2 separate regions of the Homo sapiens genome follow, and region 2 is linked to region 1. Evidence: chromatin loops called from intact Hi-C (ENCODE). Cell type or tissue: B cell. All regions are shown on one strand.

The links. Hi-C counts contacts between places; a loop is a spot of excess contacts. Peaks named below come from ENCODE experiments on the same cell type or tissue, not always from the same donor. Only the 100,000 strongest peaks of a DNase experiment are listed, where the experiment ranks them.
Region 2: a loop joins it to region 1, with 2.6 times the contacts of the local background. A loop is called at or near these places in 1 of 110 quality-filtered maps.

Annotation. Positions count from the first base shown.
Region 1 is chrX:78,553,204-78,558,203 of GRCh38, forward strand. It overlaps the pseudogene UBE2V1P7. Among named protein-coding and RNA genes, the nearest start is that of RTL3, 100 kb to the right of the region's middle. In B cell, a CTCF peak has its summit at 2,366 (motif pointing right); a DNase peak (open chromatin) is centred at 2,358.
Region 2 is chrX:78,331,369-78,336,368 of GRCh38, forward strand. No RefSeq gene overlaps it. Among named protein-coding and RNA genes, the nearest start is that of CYSLTR1, 6.3 kb to the left of the region's middle. In B cell, no CTCF peak of the experiment used is centred here; DNase peaks (open chromatin) are centred at 544 and 2,373; H3K4me3 peaks cover 705 bases; H3K27ac peaks cover 3,938 bases.

The DNA.
Region 1 (5,000 bases):
AATGGCCATACTGCCCAAGGTAATTTATAATTTCAATGCCATCCCCATCAAGCTACCAATGAAAAGCCATATTCTCAAAAGAAGATACACCAATGGCCAACAAACATATGAAAAAATGCTCAGCATCACTAAATATCAGGGAAATGCAAATCAAAACCACAATGCAATACCACCTTCCTCCTGCAAGGATGGCCATAATTAAAAAATCAAAACACAATAGATGTTCTTGTGGATGTAGTGAAAAGGGAACACTTTTACACTGCCAGTCAGAATGTAAATTAATACAACCATTGTGGAAAACAATATGGAGATTCCTTAAAAAACTAAAAGTAGAACTAACATTTGATCCAGCAATCCCATCACTGGATATCTGCCCAGAGGAAAGGAAGTCATTATATGAAAAAGACATTTGCACGTGCATATTTATAGCAGCACAATTTGCAATTGCAAAAATATGGAGCTGGCCCAAATGCCCATCAATTAACAAGTGGATAAAGAAAATGTTGTGTGTACATATATATATATACACACACATATATATGTGTGTGAATATATATGTGTGTATATATATGGTGTGTATATATAGTGTATATATGGTGTGTATATATATATAGTATATTTATGGTGTATACATATGCATATTTGGTTGTGTGTGTGTATATATTTTATATATATATAAAATGACTGAGTGGTATTCCATGGTGTGTGTACCATGGAATACTATTCAGCCATAAAAAGGAGTAAAATAATGGCATTTGCAGCAACCTGGATGGAGTTGAAGATCATTATTCTAAATGAAGTAAATCAGGAATGGAAAATCAAACACCATATGTTCTCACTTATAAGTGGGAGCTAAGCTAGCTACGAGGACACAAAGGCATAATTATGATTTGATGGACCTTGCGGACTCATTGGGAAGGGTGGGAGGGGGGTGAGAGATAAAAGACTGCACATTGGGTATAGTGTATACTGCTCGGGTGATGAGTGCACCAAAATCTCGGATATCATTAGTAAAGAACTTATCCACGTAATCAAACACCACCTGTTCTCCAAGAACCTATTGAAATAAAAAAATAGAATAAAAAAAGATGACACTCTTACATTTTTCTTAAAGTAAATTTCATGGCAACAGTTTTTTGGGATGCCCAAGGCACTCTGCTTTTCAACTTTCAGGAGGACCAAAGAATGATAGCACTCGTGCCAAGGCTGTTGCATGACAACTCCAATGCTATATTAGTTCTGTTATTTTGCTGGCACTAATACAGCTCTTAGGTCCACCACTTAATTAGAACTATTAATTTCATTCATATGATTTTTTGTTAAAATATTACAAAGGGTTGGGTGTTTCTGTATATTTAGGTCTACATCCTGTTTTAAGGTTGCATATCGAATTTTCATAAATTGTTTGTAGAGACCCAACTATAACTTCTGTCCATCTTGTGTTATCTCTTCATCATTTTTAGACCCCCAGCTAACTGTGCCAACTCCTACTACTTTATGACCTTCTTTAATTTCTTCCAATAATCAGAAATTGTAAGGGACTTTTATTTTTCTGGAGTAAAATTGCCTGAATTCAAGTCCTCCTCTACCACTCACTTTTCTGTGTGACTTTAGGCAAGAGACTTGAAACTTTCTTTGGTCTCAGTTTCCCATCTTAAATGGGAGAAAATAATATCAACTTTATAGAGTTTCTGGCAAGGTAAAATATTGTAATAAACTCTTGGCACATGGTGAAACATAAAGACACTAGAAGAGTTGGTACTTACTAAGCCATTATATCCAGCCTTTAATTATTATGACTACACAGTGCAACAACTTCTAGGAGTATCCCCATTTTAGAAATGAGAAAACACAATGGATTCTAATGGAAAGAGTGAAGATTAAAGCACAAGCTTCTTATCTGTTATGTTCATAAATGTCTACTAGCATAGACTCCGTAGTTCTCTAAGGAATTTTTTTATAAACACAATTTACAATAAAGCAAATTCGTGTTTAGTGAGTCCTACAAGCTTGTCTCCCAAATTAAAACTTTTTTTTACTACTTCATGAAAATCATTCTTAAGTGCAACTGGATTTTTTTTTCTTCAAATGCATTGCAGTGAAAAACACGATGACTTGGAATTTGATTTATGATTTGGAATTACTGCCATGATTTATGCTAAGGTGCGTGAAGTTTTACCTACTATTGCTTTTGAGCCATCAATGCAGATGTCAACATAGTGGAAAAGACAAACGACATCTTCATATTATTATGAAAATAATTTTGACCTCATGAACCCCCTGAATATGTCTCAGGTACCCTCAGGGGTTCATTGACCACACTGAGAAACACTGACTGAGCAGCCACCTAAAATCATGCATTTTTACTATATTCCACAAGATGGTGATATTGTAATGTGCATCAGAAATTAAAAGTTGGGTCACAATTGAATAATTTAAAAAAATTGTTCACTTTCAGAAAATTATGTGGGTAAAATATTTCCTTCCTTCCTTCCTTCCTTCCTTCCTTCCTTCCTTCCTTCCTTCCTTCCTTTCTCTCTCTCTCTCTCTTTCTTTCTTTCTTTCTAGAAAATTTACTTGGTGAGCTCTTGAAACACCAAGTCCATCTTTTCTGAGTCCTAACTTTCATCATGGAAACTTGCTTTCTAAATACGGCTTTACCAATGGCTGCCTCCTACAGAAACCTAATGTTAATTTGGAGGATGACATTTTGCAATTGCGGAAACCAACAGGCTCTTGGAACCTTATCATTTAGTGCTTTTTAATTAAGAAAATTTTACCTTCTTCCAAATGACAATTTCACTTTTGTAGTTGCATATCACATGCTCTGGAATTCTATGAATCTTTATTGGAGAAAGGATCCCTCAGTTCTGTGGTTCTTACGCCTTTTATGTTTTGAGTGAAGGAATACAGATCCACTTGTGAATTTGATAAAAGCTGTGGATTCTCATCCCAGAAAAATGTACATGCATCTATGTGAAATTTTGCATACAATTTCACATGGCTCATTGTATTCTGAAGTTATTACTTGGATTAAGAACCTCTGCCTTAGTGGAAGAAACTATTGCCAAACCTCATATAGCCCCTTCAGCTTAGGTTAAAAAAAAAACAGTTGATATTAGAGGAAAGAGATATAAAGTCTTTATATAATCTTACTGCTTTGTCCTTATTACAGACTTTGTCTATACGCTGTAAAATAGTGTTTTCCTCACTTAAACATCCCATGCCTCTTGTTGATAAGAGTACAAATGTCATGCACCCATCAGAATTCTGATATAGATTTTTTGCCAAAAGGGACTTTTCTCTTCACCTCCCGAATTATGCTGTATGTTTTTCATATCCCCCACTAGTCAGGAAGATTTTGCCAGGCTTTATTTTTGTATTTATGTTGCAAAGCAGTGCTACCTTTTTCATTTTTTAGGTATAAAATTATAATATTTAAAATGATAGTTTTTTTTCAAATTATCTGCAAACTACACTACCTTCAGAGCTTTTGACATTTTTTGAAAAGTTCTACCTTCTGAAATTCCTACATTATTAGACTTTCATACATTTAATTTTTGTAGACATTTCTTTTGGACTATTTCCCTATGGCAAATAGTCTAGAAAAGGGAACCTGTAAAGTCACTGATTTAAGATATCTTCTGAAGAATTTTTTTTTTCATAAAAACAATTTTAGAGAGTCTGGAAATGTTTTATTTGCATTTTTTAAATGTATGTATTTTGGCTTAAATATGTAAATAAGAATATGTAATATATGTTTTTCTGCGTGTAGCTTATTTTATTTAACATAATATCTTCCAGTTCATCCATATTTGGCAAATGAAAGACTTTCATTCTTTTATATGACTAAATAATATTCCATTTTGTATCTGTACCACTTTTTTATTCATTTATTCATTGATGAAAACTTAGATGGATCATTAAACATCATGTGCTTATATTGACATGTACACCTAAATATGTATAATTATTATTAATCCATAATAATTATAGATATTTAAAAAACATGAAATGTGTCTATGATTAAATACAGTTAAAACTTATAATTTTCATAAAAATAAAATGTATATTTATGACTGAAACAAAAACTTCAAACACATATATTCATAAGTTTTATGAATCAAATTTAACACCACCTTAACTTGTGATCTTTTTAACTTTGTCATATAAATTAATTATAAATTTGAACTCATAAATTAGATTTATATTAATAAAATGACACTCTCTTTTTGTGTTCTTTTTTGGAAAAGGGTCAGTATATAATTTTGCCTGGTAATAGGATTCTTCTCAGATTATTGCCTTAAACTATTATTTACACCACTGTCACATATTCCTCTCCCCATATAATTGCCCCTTTCATGTTTTCCCATTCTTACTACCATGCTGTCTCACATTTCCCTTCATCTCTCTCATCATACTCCTTCACATTTTCTTTTTTTTAACTTTTAATTTTTTGTGGATTTGTAGTAGGTGTATATAATTGTGGGATATTTTGCAATAGGCATACAATGTGTAATAATCACATCAGAATAAATGGGGTAGCCATCACCCCAAGCATTTATCATTTGTTGTACAATCCAATTATACTCTTTTAGATAATATAAAATGTACATTAAAAATTATTTTAATTACTGTTTTTTAAATTTCGAGGTACATGTGGAGGATGTGCAAGTTTGTTACATAGGTAAACGTGTGCCATGGTAGTTTGCTGCACCGATCAACCCATAACCTGGGTATTAGGCCCAGCATACATTAGCTCTTTTCCCTAGTGCTCTTTCCCCTATGCCCCACCCTCCCCTGACGGGCCCCAGTGTGTGTTTTTCCACTTCCTGTGTCCATGTGTTCTCATTGCTCAGCTCCCAATTATAAGTGAGAACATGGGGTGTTTGGTTTTCTGTTCCTGTGTTAGTTTGCTGAGGATAATGGCTTCCAGCTTCATTATCTCATTCCTTTTTATGGCTGCATAGTCTTCCATGGTGTATATATACCACATTTTC
Region 2 (5,000 bases), 220 kb before region 1:
AGCCACATAGCCACATGTGAATGTGGCTACTGCATTGAACAGCACAAAGTTAGGACAGTTGTTAAAATTAATACCTAGCTTGGGGTAAAGAATATCAGTACAAGTTCATATAATTAAGTGCCAAAGCTGGGAAAAGAATACAGGCTTTTGGGCATCTATGAAGAGGAAGCAGATTTGTTTCTACCTCTACATATTTATTTATATTCAGTGTGGATCTCTGAGCATGGTTCAAGCACATTGAGTGTGTGTGACTCTATTTGTGGGCTTTAAAGTGTTTTGGGGGGCGTGGGATCTGGTTAGCATGGATGAGAGAGCTCCTTTACATAAATTTTTGCAGTTCTTGCCTTTCTCTCCTGACAAGACCAAAAGAGAAAATATTCATAAAGGTTCAATAAAAAAACAAACAAACAAAAAAAAACAAAAAAGTTATACAAATGAAAGGTGTCATGATTATGATGAGCTCCAGCTTTACTTCCTGCTGCTTAGTGTTTGCCCCTGAGTTCAGCTGGAGATGAGTATGGATGGGGAAGTGGGCTGGGTTGGAGGAAATTTTGGCAGCTGAGGTGACAGAGAGTCTGCGGGTGTGTGTGGTCAGGAAACCTGCTTCATGGTCTCCAAGCCTAGGAACTGGAGCCAGTTAGACTTGCTCTTACCTCAACTTTTGCTACAGGAGAGGAACAGTAATGGAGGAATTAGGCAAAGACCTTCAGTGAGAGCTAGGCCTTTCCTTAATTAGGGAGATTATCTACAATCACTTAAAAATGTGTCAAGTTTAGAAATAATGCATGTTCTCACTTATAAGTGGGAGCTAAACATTGAACACACATGGACATAAAGATAGGAACAATAGACACTGGGTACTACTTGAGGGGGGAGTTTGGGAGGGGACAAGGGTCAAAAAACTACCTATCAGGTGCTATGCTTACTACCTGGGTGACAAAATCATTTGTACACCAAGCCTCAGTAACACATAATTTACCCACGTAACAAACCTGTACATGTACCCCTGAACATAAATATAAAAGTAAAAATAAATAAAAATTCTGAAAAAATTCAGATTCATTAATGAGAATTGGCCCAAAGACTGACTGTCATAGGAGAGATCATCCACTATCGATGGGGAGAACTGGATGTGAAAAACATACCATGGATTATACAATGAGAAGATGCAGGTAATGGTGACTTTAACGCCCTGGGTTGGTGGGCATGGGAAGGATACAGAGAGGATGTCTAGATTATAGAGTCAACCCCCCCACTCTTACTCACCAGGCAGGTTTGGGAGACAGAGAGCCTGGGCCAAATTTCAGCTTGCCCTGCAAATCTGGGTGAGTTCTAGAGTCCTGCAGATTCTATTTCCATAGAATGTTGGAGCTGAAGAGAACCAGGGAGAGCATCCATGTCTTCCTCTTATTCTACATATGAGGAAACTTATGATGCAAATTAGTTGTAGTGTTGCTTTGTTTGATTTGTTGAATAAATAAATCTAGTCCCACCCTTTCATATTATAGGTGAGGAAACTGAATCCAGAGAGGATCCCTCAAAAGCCCTGAGGCTCCCTCAAGATGACTTTTTTTCCATCCTTGGATAGATTATTCCAACATTCTGAGTCTTAGTGTTCTTATTAGAAAAAATAATCACAATAATCTTGGCTCTGTTTATTTCACAGAATTTAAAAATCAAATAATATGAAAGACATGAAAAGGCTTTATAAACCGTAAGGTATTATGCAGATAAAATTATTTTATTGCCTATGTCTTCATCCTCCTCTCCTACCCAATGCCTTCTCTCACCCAAAATACTGCATGCCTTCTTATAAATATTTTCTTGGAGAGACATATTTGGGTAACTTTGAGATAACTTGGGGTCTTGAAGGGTGTTATCCTCCCAGGGCAGGGAATTATTGCCATTGAGTATCTAGTTGCAAAGGACCACTTTTACATATGGAGCCATGTTTACCACAACAGCAGCATCTGCCAGGTGTTATTTGTATGTATTTCCTGCTTGTTTTTGTGTGTTAGGGAGTGGTGTAAGAACAAGGCTTAGGGACAATTGAAGTACTATTTGTAAAACTGCCTTAGCTGTTGGAGTTCTCTGAAGGTAAATGGAAAACATTCACTTGGCTTGAAATTGGAATCCCAAGACCTAGGTTTATTTTGGCTCCATCACTTTTGGTATGACCTGGGGCACAGCAAGTCACTTACATCTTATGAGTCTCAGTTTTCTCATTTGTAATTAATAAGACTAAAGGGATAATGCTATCCACCCTGTACTGCACTGGGAACAGTGAGCTAATGCACATGAAAGTGCTTGTGAACTGTAAATAGCTGTAAAAACAACCTCTCTGTTGTTTCCTAGTAACAGGGGAAATTCCCCAGAGACATGCTCTGAAGTTGTCTTTGGCATATTTCCTTTACCTCAGCAGGGACCAGCTAACCCTCTAGCCAAGGGAAATTGATTTAAATATTTGATTTTAGGGCCCAGCCCTTAACCTAGCTTCACCTCTCTTGATGAAACATCCTGGCTTTCAAAAAATACCAACAGTACTAGCTTGGGCAAAATTTTTGAAGCAAATCAAATATATTTTCACCTACTCCCTCTTTTTCTTTTTTCATTTCAGCATCCCCTCCCCTAGAGGAGGTAGAGTGCTGCAGAAGAAACAGCATTCTGAGAGGTTGTATGCCCTAGTTGTTAATAGCTTACGCTTTGGAGGTAAATAGATTTGGGCGGAATCTTTGTTTCACCATTTACTGGTTGTGATTTTGGACAAGTTATCCAACTTCCAGCTCTTGGTTCCCCAGATTCCTTGTCTGTAAAATGGGGCCAATAATTTGACTATGTTATGGGGTGGTTAAAAGCCTTAAATGTAACAGTGCCTGGCACAAATTATGTTTCCAGTAAATGTAGCTTTATTTTTATTTACACTATGGTTTTGCTCTCTCAGAGTTATTTATATTTTAAAGTTGCCAGACTGGAATTAGACACTGTCTGAAAGAATGATTTCTGGTTTGGAGCATTAAGAACTTTCCTACATCTTAACTCTGCTGACTTGATAGTTTGTATAGGTGAGTCTTCAGGGAACATTGGTTACAAATTTGAATACAAAACATAATCTTGATATTTTGGGGGGTATAATATTTCCACAGGCCTTTCATTTTATCCTTGTTTGGTGATTTTTCTTTTGGTTTTGCTTACAGATGATCAGAAGTGCTTTTCCTGATGTCGATTATTTCCTAATAAATATGTGCATCCCTATTCTGTCTGTATTGCCTGGTCAAGGCTTTGACCTTGACTAAAACAAACAAAAATGCAGATATTTTTTCCTGGACTTCAGAGAACACATAAAAATATGTGTCTCATGGGGCTAAGCTGGATCCCTAGAAGTATAATAGCTATGGTTATAGAACAAGGGCTCAGCTTGTTTAGTTTCATCATTTTTGATTTGGGTCATGCATCTGTGGATTAACCTCAGATTCATTTTGTCAGTTTGTAGATTGCCTTTTCTTCCATGCCTAACAATTTATTTCTCACCCATACAGAAAAACTGTGGGCCAAATTGTGTGTTGTGTGCTGGGTTGGGGGGCAAATATGTGGTTACTGGTTGGTTGAACATTTTCCTTTGTGGAAATAATAGAACCAGGAGAATAGGAAAACACACTTAATAGGATGAGGAGTGAAGGATTATGGTGTTCAGGCACTCAAACTGATAACTTTTGTCAAATCTCTTAATATAGAGCCTCAACTATTGCTTTTATGATTCTCACTGTTGATCAAATGAGGTCTGTGAAAGCACTTTGAAAATGGGAATGCATTATAAAATTCTAAGATTATTATTTATCAGCTTAGTGTCAGTTATGGAATGCTCTTGTTAGGTAACATTGAACGTTTTTTTTGCAGCAAGATATTATTGGCATCCTTTCTCCTCTGAAATGGTTCTAACGCTCACTTTGATTTCTAAATGAAGCACATTCTTGAATCTGACAATTATTCAATCTCCAGGCTGTCTTGAGTCCAATATAATTTAAACAAACTAACAAACAAGCTGCAGTCATGAGTAGTCAAAATGGTAGCTGTAAGAGTCTGTCTTTTTGTTCCCGAGATTAAAAGGCCTCATTTTACTCATTTTGGGTTTATAACTATCAGTTCTTCTCTTCCTTCCTGTTTTAAGCAGGAAGTGCTGATAGCATTCTATATAAATAAGTATTTTTTTGATGCTGTCATGAAGAGGATAGTTTTCTTAATTTCTTTTTCAGAGGGTTCATTGTTAGTATATAGAAATACAACTGATTTTTGTATGTTGATTTTGTATTCTACAAATTTACTGAATTTATTAGTTTTAACAGTTTTTTTTTCATGGACTCTTTATGGTTTCCTTTTCAAAAATTTTCTTGTATTTTTAACTTTGATTTTTGGTTCAGGAGTACATTTGCAGGTTTGTTATATAGGTAAATTATATGTCATGGGGATTTGATGTACACATTATTTCATCACTCAGGTGATACGCATGGTACCAGATAGGTTGTTTTATGATCCTTTCCCTCCTCCCACCCTCCACAGTCATGGAGGCCACAGTGTCTGTTGTTCTCTTCTTTCTGTCCATGTGTACTCAATTTTTAACTCCCACTTACAAGTGAGAATATGCAGTATTTGGTTTTCTGTTTCTACCTCATTTCGCTTAGGATTATGACCTCCAGGTCCATCCATATTGCTGCAAAGGACATGATCTCATTCTTTTTTACAGCTGCCATGGCATATATGCACCACATTTTTGTTACCCAGTTTACTGTTGATGGGCATTTACATTGATTCCATGACTCTGCTATTGTGACTCGTGCTGTGATGAACATAGGCATTCATATGTGTAAGGAAGAATGGTTTATATTCTTTATGGAAGAATGGTTTACTTTCCTTTGGGTATATACCCAGTAATGGGATTGCTGGGTCAAATGGTAGTTCTATTTTAAGTTCTTTGGGAAATCTCTACATTGCTTTCCACAATGGCT